Linked DNA regions of Homo sapiens: region 2 is linked to region 1. Evidence: chromatin contacts called from ENCODE POLR2A ChIA-PET data. All regions are on one chromosome and are shown on one strand. The core of a region is the stretch at or near the end of the contact, and the rest is flanking DNA. Distances in the headings are between cores, read along the strand shown. Region 1 holds the start of GPR75-ASB3 (GPR75-ASB3 readthrough). Region 2 holds the start of PSME4 (proteasome activator subunit 4).

What was found. ChIA-PET counts read pairs that join two places held with the same protein, here RNA polymerase II (POLR2A).
Region 2: POLR2A ChIA-PET joins it to region 1 with 12 read pairs in AG04450. The contact joins the promoter of PSME4 here to the promoter of GPR75-ASB3 in region 1. POLR2A ChIA-PET finds 5 or more read pairs at or near these places in 7 of 52 experiments (AG04449, AG04450, GM12878 and 3 more).

Annotation. Positions count from the first base shown.
Region 1 is chr2:53,857,091-53,864,089 of GRCh38, reverse strand. It overlaps GPR75-ASB3 (GPR75-ASB3 readthrough), which reads left to right and starts at 4,123. Exons shown (of 10, transcript NM_001164165.2): 1 at 4,123-4,262. The coding sequence starts at 4,162. It overlaps GPR75 (G protein-coupled receptor 75), which reads left to right and starts at 4,123. Exons shown (of 2, transcript NM_006794.4): 1 at 4,123-4,262. PSME4 (proteasome activator subunit 4) reads left to right here. Exons shown (of 47, transcript NM_014614.3): 47 at 1-21.
Region 2 is chr2:53,967,580-53,974,809 of GRCh38, reverse strand. It overlaps PSME4 (proteasome activator subunit 4), which reads left to right and starts at 3,817. Exons shown (of 47, transcript NM_014614.3): 1 at 3,817-4,267. The coding sequence starts at 4,026. It also overlaps a transcript of ACYP2 not described here. RefSeq lists enhancers at 3,299-3,348, 3,644-3,938, 4,205-4,969 and silencers at 3,549-3,938, 3,813-3,974, 3,949-4,148.

The sequences.
Region 1 (6,999 bases), core at 2,874-5,373:
CAATAAATGGATTCTTTTTAACACCTGGCTTTTGTCTTCATTAAGAGGAGAAGACAGTTCTGTAGGCAGTGACTCCTGTGGATTTCCTTTTGCAGCCATAGATTTGTATCTGTAAATGTATGTCCTCTGACCAGTATAAATTATCTGGATCTGCCCTGTACAATACAGTAGCTACTAGCCATATCTGACTATTTATATTTAATTAAATAAAAAATGTATTCCCTCAGTCTCACCGGCATATTTTAAATACTCTTGAGCCACATGTGGCTAGTGGTTACCACACTGAATAATATCGATGAACTTTTCCATCATCACAGAAAGTTCACCTAGCACTGACCTAGGTGATTGATTGTTTTTGTGTGGAGGTGTGGGAGACAGAGTTTTGCTCTGTCATCCAGGCTGGAGTGCAATGGCACAATCTTGGCTTACTGCAACCTCTGCCTCCCATGTTCCCATGAGGAATGCTCATGCCTTAGCCTCCAGAATAGCTGGGACTATAGGCATGCACCACCACGCCCGGCTGATTTTTGTATTTTAGTAGAGACAGTTTCACCATGTTGCCCAGGCTGGGGTCAAACTCCTGAGCTCAGGCAGTCCACCTGCATCGGACTCCCAAAGTGCTAGGATTACAGGTGTGAGCCACCGTGCCTGATCCTAACTGATTGGTTCTTAAATTGATGTGCCTAAGAATCATGAGGGGATTTTGTTTAAATGTACAGGGAATTCATTGTTCCCACTTCATGATATCAATTCCTGGTCCTGAGGCCACACGTTGAGAAGTGAGGCTTTATGTTGTATGTTGACCACTTCAGCTTTTTTTAGTTAAGCTGTATGAAACTGCCTTAGCAATGGTTCCTAAATGGGAACTTTAAACAAAGATGTAAGATACTGGGTGCCCTCTCTGTTCCTCAGTGAAAACTTCTCTGGCAGGGGTGCTTAGGCATTACAGTATTAGAAGCTCTATGATGATTCAGTTGTTCAGCCAGGTTTGAGAACCACACGAATCCCACCACAGACCTAAAAAGAGGGTACCTTAATCTGAGTGCCTAACATGCTCCCAGGTGATTCTGATTCTGGGTTTGGAAGTCGCTTATTACTTTGATATTTCCCTAGTGACATTGTCCTATGAATTAATTGTTTACCAATAGGAAAAATGAAATTTTCTACCAGGAGGGAAAAGGAGAAAGGGGGTGGAGAAAAGAGTTGCATGGCTTGTATGGTCTAAGATAGTTCTTAACATGTATATGGTGTGTTAAAAAGCATGAGGACAGCAGGAACTGTGTTAAGGGTGGTAACAAGATTTACTAGAGGAGGAGGGGAGAGGCTGACCTGTGTTTGGAAGTCACTGTTGACTGGGCATGGAAGACAGTATGGGCCACTCTCTGAGGGTGGATGAGAAGTGAGGAGAAGAAAAAGCCTATTTATCTTTTTATAAGGTCAAATAAATCTTTAGTTTCTGAATGGATCCTTTAGAAAGCAAAGACTGCAGATTGTCCTTCAAAATGTAGGAGGAAAATTTACTCACCTATTAATGTAAATGAAAGTTTAGGTGCAAATATATGATAAAGCTGTTTTCAAATATTTGAAATACTTGTCATTACCAAGCCCTTTAAGCCGCAGGCCACTTTTGGTAATTAGGAGTGTGGCCAGAAAGACTAAAGAGCAATTTTGTTTTATTAAAAAATTAATTTTGGCCAGGCGCAGTGGCTCACATCTGTAATCCCAGCACTTTAGGATCGCTTGAGCCCAAGAGTTTGAGACCAGCCTGGGCAACATAGAAAGACCCTATTTCTACAAAAAATAGAAAAAAATAGCTGGGTGTGGTGGTACGTGCCTGTAGTCCCAGCTACTTGGGGGGCTGATGTGGGAGGCAGAGGTTACAGTGAACTGAGATCACGGCACCGCACTCCAGCCTAGGTGACAGAATGAGACCGTGTCTCACAAAAATAAAAAAATCATGAGCTATCATCACAGGAAAAGTAACTTTTTCTACGTGGCCTTCATAACTGTTTTTGTAGACTTCGTCTTCTCAGTATATCCTAATTGTTTTAAGTATTCCTTTTGAACATCAAGGTTGTTTTCAGTTTCCTGTACTACAGATTACACTGCAGTGCACATTTTCATACCTTTATGCTTTAAAACTCTTCTTTTGTTGGAGCAGTTCCAAGGAGTGAGAGATGCCTAGATGAGGAGCTTTTTTTGTTTTAAAGAACATTTTAACAGCTCTCATATTTGCTGTTTTCCTCAAAGTGCACATGTATCCATTTGCATTGCAATAATAAGAGTGTATTAGAAGAATGCCAGTGTCAGGGCAGATTGATAGCCAATTCATGATCTATAATTAGCCCTGCTTATTTATTTGCAGATTTTCCATTTTTTTACTACTACCAATGTTTTTTCCAATTTCGCTCACTTGTGGATTTTGTAGATATACTAGTTTTAGCCTTGTTGAATGGTTCTAGCTAGTTCTGGAACTTTGATGAGTCCTGATTTCCTCTTCTAGATCTCTAGAATCCTTTATGATTTGTGGTTTTTTGTTTGTTTTCAGTTTCAGACCATTTCTCCGGTAGGTATAACTCTGATGGTCTCAATGCAGCCCAAACCTATTGTAATCTCCATTCATATAGCCAAATGCCTGGAAATGAACTAGCATTTATTTATGCAGTAGCTAATTTATTATAGAGAGGTATATAATTTTGATCAGAATTCCCACTCCAAATGCTAATGAGTATTTTTCTGTGGATTGTTTCTGGGACTCATGGTTACCATTATTGATAACATATACTGGAACTGCTTTATTGCAAGTGGTTGGGAAGTGGAATATGTGGGAACTGGAAAACTTTCTTGAAGTTATTTCTAAACAGAATTCTGATGGCATACTCAACTCCTGGACTGAATAATAAGTTATCTAGCCTTCTTGCTTTTTGTTTTTTCGTTTGTTTTTGTTTTGTTTTGTTTTTATGAAAGCACAGGGAACTGAAGAAATTGCATTAATTAAATTACTTGATACTTGCTAGTTCTGTTTTAAAAAGATAAACCATTAGCTAAAATGAAGAATCCAGTATAAGTATTTCATCCGAACGGAATCAACTTTGCTTTTCTGGTAACCAGAGTGAATGAAGGAAAGGGCATTCAAATAACATTCTCTGTTTCTAAATAGCATCCCTGAGGTTAGAAAAGTAGTAAGATCCTAGTTAGCCAGGTTGGGATACTGAAGGGAGAAGAGTTTAACTGGTTTTATTTTGTACCCATCATAGCAGACATACTTAGGAATGTTACTTGATTGTTCAGACTAAAACCTATCTTAGGAGTTCATTATTTTGGACATGTATGAATTCTAGAAGAATGAGAGAGGATGGTAATTTTAGTTTTGTGTTTGTGCTTAATAAAATTAGCTTGTACATTGCACTATGATTTATCAAGATTTTTTACATTCAACATAGTATTAAGTAATACATCAATATCCATGATTCCTGGGCTTGGTCGTTTTATTTGCATGGGTAGTTTCTTTATGCTTTGCATGTTTCCTGCCAATTAGTCCCCTTGCTGAGTTCCCTCAGTGAATTCACTAATACCTTAAGAGAGCTTAGGTAAGTTCAAATAGGTTTAATTTAAATTCTATTACAATGACTTGATTTGTAAATTCTAGGTCTCAAAGTTCCAAACTGGAAGCCGCCGCCAATTTAATTCATGAGGAAAAATATTAGCCGCAGCCTAAGTGAGGAGCTAGTTAGGACGTCTTAAAAGCGCGGGGAACGAGGAGGAGGTGGGCTGCGGGCAGGGTAAGCAGCCTAGGGAGGCCCGCAAAGACCTCCCTGGGTCCCTGCGTGCCATCAGTACCCCTATCTTTCCCTTCCTTCCTTACCACTCCACCTTGCTCTGCGTTTCAGGTTTTGGCTATTTCAGGGAGCTTGAGTTCCCCAAACAGCAAAACTGCGAGCCTGAAAAACCTGGCTCAAGCGCCCCTCGTGAGGCGGGCAGCGGGAGTGGCCGGGCTCTGGGCCCCAGGAGGCAGGCGACGGAGGCGCGGAGGGTGCGGGGCGCAGGCGGGACGCCAGGCCCGGGTGTCCGGCGGAGGGGGCGGTGCCCTCGGCGTCTCCGTGACTGCGCCTCTGCGCCCGCGTCTTGCCGCGGCTCCCGGGATGCGCGGAGGCGGTGGCGATGGCGATGATGCCTCTAGTCCTGCATCATCCAGAGCGGCAGGCGGAGCTGGGGTCCGGACTGCGAGATGGAGGAGGGGCGGCGCTGCGGCCACCCGGCAGGTGAGAGGCCGCGGGCCCCTGGAGGAGGACAACCCCACGATGCCGGAGACGGCTCCCGGAGGCTGGCGGGATAGCGAGGAGCGCGGCTGCGCTGGGCCAGGCCCGGCTCCGCGTACCTGTCTTCCTGGTGCGGCCTGCAGGGTAGCCTTCTCGCCCGTCCCTGCCGGTTCCCAGGCTCTGCTCGGCCGTGGAACCCCCCCCACCCACCCACCCACCGCCCCTACCCTGGCTGAGCCCTCCTAACCCACCACCCCTCTGCGGCATTCTTTTGCAAGCTTACCTGGCCCGGCCTAGGCCCTCCTTACCGTCACCTCACCCTTCTCCGGGAAGCCCCTACCCACCGCCAGCCCCTCACGGGGGGGTCGACCTTCCCTGCCCGCAGTTTCCCACTCTGTCCTCAGGCTGGGGGCTCCCTGGCCTCTTCATCCCTCCCATCAAATGACTCAGGTCTTCCCATCCCATTAGCTGCTCCGGGTTCAATGTAGTTCTACTGGATAGAAAGAGCAAGGGCTTTGAAATCAGATAATGACCTTGGGGAAGTTATCTAACCTCCCTGAGGTTTTCCTGATCGATAGAAATACAATGGGAATCACAATAATACAGAACCTTGCTCTCTGTGAGGATTAGGCTTTGAAAATGCTAACCTAAGACATTTTGGGGCGCGCGGGGAATGGGGTTGGAAGAATTCAGGTCGTGAGTTGATTTATGAAAGCCCCTATAGCATGTTTTAATGTTCACTAAAAATTTAAAACAGCACACTAGATATATCAGAGGCTGTTCACATATCTTAATGAAAAATCATTGCCACTCAAATTATACAATAAATTTTCATCCATATTCTTTGCTTGCTAGTTACTTCAGGATGTCTCATTTGTAAGAATATGCATGTGAATTCATTCTTACTGCAGCTAATATGCATGCTTAAGACTGGTGTTCCAGCTTAAAATCTTTCTGATTTTGTGACTTTAATCACATCTTCTATAACCTATTCTCCGTCCCAGAGATGAAGAGTAGCTTGTATGTTTGCATTGCAAATAACATGGGTAATCTTTATTGAATATTTATGAGTAGCAAAGCAGTATTAATTTATTCCCCTTCCAAAACCACTTTTATTTTCTGCCGTCATCATGTCATTCCAAATTATGGTCACAGCCTCCTTTTTCTTAAAGTCTCAGGAGTTACTACTAAGACCTGAGTTTACTTTCCCTCCATTTTCTTGATTTCTGTTATACTAAAGTTTTTCTGCAAACCTTTTCGTCTTTTCTGTCCTCTGCTTTTTCTCCCTTTTCTCTTCCCAGCCCATGATTCCTTTTTTTCTAATTATCTCAATAGGAGTGATTTATGATTACTTTATATGTGAACTACAGTTAGATACATAGAAGAATGTGTGTGTGTGTGTGTGTGTGTGTGTGTGTGTGTGTGTGTCTATCTGTATCTACATAGATGTAGATATAGCTATATAGGTGTATCAGAATTTCGGATTCCAGAAAGTTTCAGTGGGGAAGGGATTGCAATACCTATTCATAGGATTATTGTGAGAATGAAATAAAGCTTGATAATTTATGTAAAGCCTCTAGAATAGGTGCCTGGTGTGTAATAACCACTTAATACTTCTGACCTGGGGATGCCTCCCAAAAAGGTTTTTTTGTTGTTCGGGTTAGCATGGTGGTGAAGAGTGTGGAAGAGCAACTGCTTAGATTCAAATCCATGTTCCACCACTTTAGATAACCTCTCTTTGACTTGGTTTCCTCATCTGCAAAATGGAGATGTTATATCAAGTATTTCAGGGTTGTTATGAGGACTCAATAAGCTAATAGTGTGGAACATTGAGAAAAGTACCTGGCACATCATAAGCACTTGATAAAATTAATATACTAATAATGATGCTGATAATTATACTGCCATTGTTATTTCCTGACCTGGAATTCTTATTTTTTTTAATTTACTGAAGGCTGGGTACAGTGGCTCACACCTGTAATCTCAGCACTTTGGGAGGCCAAAGCAGGCAGATTGCTTGAGCCCAGAAGTTGGAGACCAGTGAGGGCAACATAGTGAGACTCCATCTCTATTAAAAATATATATATTGAAAAATTTAAAATTTGTTGAAAAAATGTAACTGTACAAAACGTGAAAGTTGCCTCTCCTCTACCCCAAATCACCTTTTTTCCTCCTGCCTCCTATTCTTGACTAATGTTAGTGCTTCATCATCTCATTTTTCTCCTAATCCCTTTTTCCAAATATCTCTTAGCCTGAGGTCTTCATAACTTCCATCATCCCGCTTCATTATTACCTAGTTACTTTTCATTTGTCTTAGCATCCTAATTCCAGACTCCTCATTCTTCTAATTTCCCCAGGCCAAATTCCTGCATCCCTCTTCACCCCTCTTCATCTCTCTACCTCCAAAGAGGAAACCCTTGGAGATAAGGGGGTTAGAGACACCAGTATCACCTCCCTGCTCTTCCTGCCTCCTCAAATTGTTTTCTCTTCTACTTCCCTTTTCATAAATTAGCTGTAATACTCCTGTTAGCAACTTTTAAAAACAGTAAAAAATTGTCTTTCTCGGCCGGGCGCGGTGGCTCACGCCTGTAATCCCAGCACTTTGGGAGGCCGAGGCGGGTGGATCATGAGGTCAGGAGATCGAGACCATCCTGGCTAACAAGGTGAAACCCCGTCTCTACTAAAAATACAAAAAAAAAATTAGCCGGGCACGGTGGCGGGCGCCTGTAGTCCCAGCTAC
Region 2 (7,230 bases), core at 2,568-5,067, 110 kb before region 1:
ATTCAGTGAGATAATGTAGGTAAAGCACTGGCAGACAGAAATGCTCAATGAATGATAGCTAACACTACCATCACTACTGGCAACATAAAAAACATTATCTTGATCTTTTGTCATTCTATTATACTAGTATGTCACTAGTATATACTGTATGTCACACAATCCTGGGCCACTAAACAGTATTAGGGAAAAAATCATTAAATTGTGCAGATAGATAATAGTAAATTCAAGCTTCCAGCCTTACCTGCCAAACAATTCTAACTTTTTAAATCAATTTTCTGAATTCTGAGACTACTCTAAGGCTTCTTCAATTTCCTCAAATCTACCTACCACTTCCCTATAATTCTCATTGTCTTGTTTCATAGGAAAAAATAGAAACTATAGAAAGAACTTCTCCAACTTCCAGTACCAAACATTCCAGCATCTGCACCTATGCTTCCTTCCCTGCTTTCCTCCTCTGACAATGGAAGCACAGTTTGATTTGCTTCTAAAGGTCAATGACTCCACATTCTCTTCCGCTCTTTGTCGTCCTCACCCAATATCTTTAACTTCTCTCTCCACTGGCTCCTTTTCATCCATATTTAAATATATCTAAATATGGCCGGGCTCAGTGGCTCAAGCCTGTAATCCCAACACTTTGGGAGTCCAAGGCGGGCGGATCACGAGGTCAGGAGTTCGAGACCAGCCTGGCCAATATGGTGAAAGCCTGTCTCTACTAAAAATACCGAAAAAAAAAAAATTATCTGGATGTGGTGGTGCGCACCTGTGGTCCCAGCTACTCGAGGCGCTGAGGCAGAAGAATCACTTGAACCCCGGAGGCGGAGATTGCAGTGAGCCGAGATGGATCCATTGCACTCCAGACTGGGCTACAGAGTGAGACTCAAAAAAAAAAAAAAAAAAAAAAATATATACACACACACACACACACACACACACACACACACACACACACACACATATATATATCCCACATTCAAAAATCCCTCCTTTTATTCCAAGTACCTCCTCATTGTCTCGCGCGTCCGTGGGAAGAGACCACCAAACAGGCTTTGTGTGAGCAACATGGCTGTTTATTTCACCTGGGTGCAGGCAGGCTGAGTCTGAAAAAGGAGTCAGCAAAGGGTGTTGGGATTACCATTAGTTCTTATAGGTTTTGGAATAGGTGGTGGAGTTAAGTGCAATGTTTTGGGGGCAGGGGGTGGATCTCACAAAGTACATTCTCAAGGGTGGGGAGAAATACAAAGAACCTTCTTAAGGGTTGGGGAGATTATAAAGAAACTTCCTAAGGGTGGGGGAGATTACAAAGTACATTCATCTGTTAGGGTGGGGCAGAAACAAATCACAATGGTGAAATGTTATCAGTTAAGGCTATTTTCACTTTTTTTGTGGATCTTCAGTTGCTTCAGGCCATCTGGATGTATACATGCAGGTCACTGGGGATATGATGGCTTAGCTTGGGCTCAGAGGCCTGACACTCATCTCTTTCCGGCTCTCCCTACCCCATTATTTTTTAAAAGGTTGTCCATATTTGCTGCCTCTATTTATTCACTTCCCATTTGTCCTTTGTCACCATAATCAGATTTCTATTCTACACTCCAACGACACTGTTCTTATGCGCTTTATCAATAAACTATCCAATAAACCCTTTCAGGTTTCACTTCATTTGACCTGTTAGCTACCTAAGGTAGGATTGTTCGCTTCTCCATGAGACACCCAGTTTCCTAGAACTCCTCCTCTCTCTGCTTTTTGTGAATATTCTTTGTGGCCTACCTTCCTTTTCTCTGTCTGTCCTTAAATGTGGGGCTCCTCAGAGATTTGTGAAGGGCCCTATTTTTTCATACTGTATATTTCCTTCCCTCCTGTCGTCCATCTACACGCTAATCTGCATCTCAGTTTAGATCACCCTCCTGATACATATGTCAACATACCCATCCCATAGGCATTCTGCCTCCCAAGCTGTTTCTGCTGTGTTCTTTATCTCAGTGAAGGACTTCACCTATCTACCCAGCGTCGTCTTGTCTCTTTCCTTTTTAATTTTTCACTTTCAGTCAACTACTAAGCCCAAGCCATTCTGCTGAAGTAGCTCTCAATTTCAACTGACATCCAGGCCATGATTATGTCACACCTTAAAGGGTCCTCCAGTTCCCAATCTTGTCAGTTCCAACCCATTTTCCAGACGAAGCCAGAGTGACTCTTTTTTTTTTTTGAGACGGAGTCTCGCTCTGCCACCCAGGCTGGAGTGCTGTGGCACGATCTCGGCTCACTGCAAGCTCCATCTCCCGGATTCACGCCATTCTCCTGCCTCAGCCTCCCGAGTAGCTGGGACTACAGGCGCCCGCCACCATGCCCGGCTAATTTTTTTGTATTTTTAGTAGAGACGGGGTTTCACCATGTTAGCCAGGATGGTCTCCATCTCCTGACCCCGTGATCCACCCGCCTCGGCCTCCCAAAGTGCTGGGATTACAGGCGTGAGCCACCACGCGCCTGGCCCTTTTATTTTTTGAGACGGAGTTTCGCTCTTGTTGCCCAGGCTGGAGTGCCCTGGCGCGATCTTGGCTCACTGCAACCTCCGCCTTCCGGTTTCAAGCGATTCTCCTGCCTCAGCCTCCCGAGTAGCTGGGATTACAGGCGTCCGCCACCACGCCCGGCTAACTTTTTTGTATTTTTAGTAGAGACGGGGTTTCACCATGTTGGCCAGACTGGTCTCGAACTCCTGACCTCGTGATCCGCCCGCCTCGGCCTCCCAAAGTGCTGGGATTACAGGCGTGAGCCACTGCGCCCGGCCGCCAGAGTAATTCTTAAAAAATGTAAATTATATCATCCCACTGCTATGCTTAAAATCTTTTGGAAGTTTGTCTCTAGGATAAAGCTCTGAATTCCTTAGGATTGCCTTCTCAGTCTCATTTCTCCGTCCCCTCTCTTACGCTATTTTGAACTTTGAATTTTTAGAATACATGCTTGCAGCGTCAAAGCTGTTCTCTCAGCTGAAATACGTGTCCTCCTCCCTCCTTTTTCTAACCAACTTTGCACTCAACCTTCATAGCTTAAATTAAGTATCACTTCTAGGAAAATGACACCCTCTCAAACCCCCTAGTTTCAACTTCTTTGTAGAGTTCCTAAGGATTCTTGTACTTATCTAGCAATTAAGAGCATTATCTTGTAATTCACGTCTTTATCTCTGCTAGACTAAGTCCTTGGGAGGGCGGAAACCAGGTTAAACTTTCTATCTCAATAGCCTAAACTGAGCGCCTTACACACAAAACAGCTGTTCAAATAGCATTTGTTCAGCGAGTAACTATTTTCTTCTTTGGAATGATGGCGGCCAGAATACCAGAAAGATGGGGACTTAAAGGGGACAGAAAAATTAAATCTATAAGGAACAAGCGGGATGGAGTAAATAAATCTATAAGGAGCAAGTGGGTACGTAGGCTTTTCCATAAACCCCTCTAACCCAGAAGCCGGGGCTGCTCGGCTAGGGGGACCAGGCCGACCTGGCTGCCGCCTGTCGTGGCGACTGGGACTCCAGTGGGCTGCCGCTTGGAGTGCGCGACCCCCGGCGAAGCAGGACAATAGCTTGGAATTCGGCCTCGTGTTTCCGGTGAGGCAGCCTCGCGCTGGGCCGGTGAGGCCTGGGGTGGGGGCTCCGAGCCGGGCCCACGGCGAAGAAGGCGCAGCCCGTTGGGCTCCAGCTGCCGCCACCACCGCCTCCCCCGACGCCGTCGCTCCGCCCCGCCCCGCCCCGGAAGTGACTTGAGGCCGGTCCGGAACCTCTGGGCCCGGCGGCTGCAGCGTCACCAGCAGAGCCGGTGCGGGGCGGGCAGAGCGGCCGCTGCCGCCGCCAACGAACTGAGAGCCGCGTGGGGCCCAGCAGCACGCCGGCCAGGGAAGGGGGCCTAGCGATCGGTCCGAGGGCGACGGGCCGCCAGCGGCCGCAGGGCGACGAAGACGCGGAGGAGGCGGAGCCCGGAGAGGGGTGGGGGCCGGGGAGGGTTCGGGTGGGAGGGGGTGGGGGGGGTGTCCCTGGGCTCATGGAGCCGGCCGAGCGGGCGGGAGTCGGAGAGCCCCCGGAGCCGGGCGGGCGTCCCGAGCCGGGCCCGCGGGGCTTCGTCCCGCAGAAGGAGATCGTCTACAACAAGCTGCTGCCCTACGCGGAGCGGCTAGACGCCGAGTCCGACTTGCAGCTGGCCCAGATCAAATGCAACCTGGGCCGGGCCGTGCAGCTCCAAGAGCTGTGGCCCGGGGGCCTCTTCTGGACCAGGAAACTCTCCACGTAAGTGTGCCCGGGCCTGCGGGCCGGGCCGGGGGGAAAGGCTCAGTGAGAGGTGTCGGGGATGGTTGCTCTTTGTCCAGAGGGCTGGACCCTTAGCTCTGTCCTCGCTGGAGCTGTCCCCGAGCGGTGATCCCAGGGTCGTGACAGAGCCTGTGAAGTACTCAAGCCGTCCTCCCTGCCACTTTCCTACGGGACTTCCCGGGTCTTTACCATCCCTCTACGTCCTCCGCATCTGCTTCTCCCGAAGTGTTCGGGTTGTTGTCTTCCCACCTGGGGGGCCCTGGGTAGCCCAAGGGCCCCGGCCCCGAGGGAGAGAGGTGAGCCTTTCTCAAGGGTCCTCCGTGGACTTTTGCGCATGGGAGAGGCGGGGCAAAGAGAATTTGTCTTTGGGGGAGTTCCTTGACTTGTCTCCTTGCTTCCTCCGGTTCTTCCTTCCCCTACGATCCCCGCCTCTTCGCATCTCCGTTGGCGTCTAGTAACTTTCTGAATGGAGAGAAGACCATAGGGAAACTTAAGGGTTTTGCTTTTTGGGGGCCCTCTCAGACCTGGCGGAGTTGATCGAAAAGGGTCGTTTAAAGTCAGACCTCATTCTTGAGCTTAACGTCTTATGTGGACAGTGTTGTTTTGGATTGTGTGTTGCTCCTGTTGTGACATTTCTTTTGGAGAGACATTTAAGATACTGAGGAAAGTAGGGAAGAGCACTGTCAGGATGTCCAGGGCGATATTAGTATCAGGCTTGTGTTAATTTTTTGAGTTACTCAGATTAAGAGATTACCTAAATCAGTTTCAGGAGTTCTGTTTGTAAACTAGCTTCAAACTATAGTGTCACTGAAATTAGGAAAAAAAAAAAAAAAACGAGTGAAAATACAGTGGGGGAAAAAAGGTTACATTTACTTGCTGGATGGGCATCTTTACTGTGTCCGAAGAGCTTTTTAAGAAAGAATTTTGCTGTATCTTGTTTGGTTAACTGTACATAAAATCTAGTAACATGGTATGTTCACGCATGTGGGTATGGACGGGTGAACACACAAGACATAACTCACTCATTCAGTGTTTACCCAAAGCTGCTGATTGAACTGAGTGATGACTCAGGGTTTTGTAATAGTTTTGTGTATATTCACTGGATGATTCTCATCTGCCAATTATTAAGGGGCCTCTGACAAATTTCTCATTTCCACTTGAGGGGTGGGTGGGACCTTTTTAATTAAAAAGAAGCAAAACTAAAACATGTAATTTGCCCTCTTCAGAGAGTGATCATAAAATGTCAAGGTTAACAGCTCTCCCCTTGACTAGAGTATAATGAAGTTTTTCGTGTTAGGATCCTTAGGAGAATGGAGGTGAGGGGCGGCAGAAGCAGGAATGCAACAGGGAGAACCACGTTTAGTCAAAAAAGAATATTTTATAAATAGTTAAAATCCAAATGCTTTTTCAAGTGAGACTCCTAGGTTTTTGTGTTGCTCAGGCACAGTAAAAATAGTCACTTTGTTACAGTAATTCCCCATTTTAATCACTTGGATTAGACTTGCCAGAGAATACCTACCATTTTTGGGGACGCAAACAGCTTTTTTTAGTGTACATTATATAAATATGCCATGGTGTGAAGGCATATCTGCTTTGGATTTATAAACCTAGAATCTACCAAGGCATAGTTAAGCATTGTTTTCTAAAGTATTTATTGTTAACAAGTTTGGTAAATTAGCACTCCGAGTTTTGTTATTGTTTTGGCTTATTAGATAAAAGTTTGTACCTAGAAAGGGCTAAAAATAACAATGGAGCTAATGTTTGGTGTTTAGGGCTGGATTGCAGATAGCTGATGGCTTAATACCCATGAACCCATAACCATTTATAGCTAAATAACCAGCAAGAAATGCTACTGGGTAGAATTTTATTTTGGAATAGTGGTTAGATGCTGGAAACTGATTCTTGATATTGCACTATGAGACATTTTGAATGCGGTGGGACATGTTGTGATCTTGGGTGTGTTTTTTTCCTAAGTCATGTTAAGGTGACCTGTTCATAGTTGTGCTTGTTGTTTTTTAAGCCTTCTGTGTTGCATAAGTGAACATCTGAATAATGCCAAAACGTGTGACGAAAGCTGAGTGGTGATCATATTTAGTACTTTGTAGAATAGAAAGTGGTAATGAAAAGAAAATCTAGTTTCTCCCACTAGCTCTGAGACTGTGGGAAAGTTACTTAATCATGTGTTTCAGTATGCTTGTGCGTGAAATGAGGGGATTGGACTAAATAATTCTTTTTTTTTTTTTTTTTGAGGTGGAGTCTTGCTTTGTTGCCCAGGCTGGAGTGCAGTGGCAGGATCTTGGCCCACTGCAATCCCTGCCTTTCGGGTTCAAGCGATTCTCCTGCCTCAGCCTCCCAAGTAGGTAGGATTATAGGCGAGTGCCACCATGCCTGGCTACTTTTTTTGTATTTTTAGTAGAGACAGGGTTTCACCATGTTGGTCAGGCTGGTCTTGAACTCCTGACCTCAAGCAATCTGCCCACCTCGGCCTCCCAAGGTGCTGGGATTACATGTGTGAGCCACCGCACCCGGCCTGGACTAAATTCTTGAGAAGCATTTCTACTCTGGTATTCTGCAGTTTTATTTTTTTAATCCTGTCAAGCTTCACATCAGTCATTGTGTGTATCTTTCTACAAGAACTGTTTGAATAATTTGTAAAATACTGGAAACAGTTGCATAGATCAAGTACATTCCTAAAGACCAAAGTGTAAATGCAGTTGAGAGTTAGTGGGACTATCTTGCTGATCAGAAATGTGCACCCGTAATCTGGACATCAGAGGTGTGTTTGGGACCAAGTTCTGGTTTGGAAGGTTCTCAGGCTTTACATTTGGTCCCTCTTTTTGACTTTTTTTTTTTTTTTTTTTTTTTTTTTTTTGAGACAATCTCACTCTGTTGCCCAGACACAAGATAGTGTAGTGGCACTATCGTGGCTCACTGCAACCTCC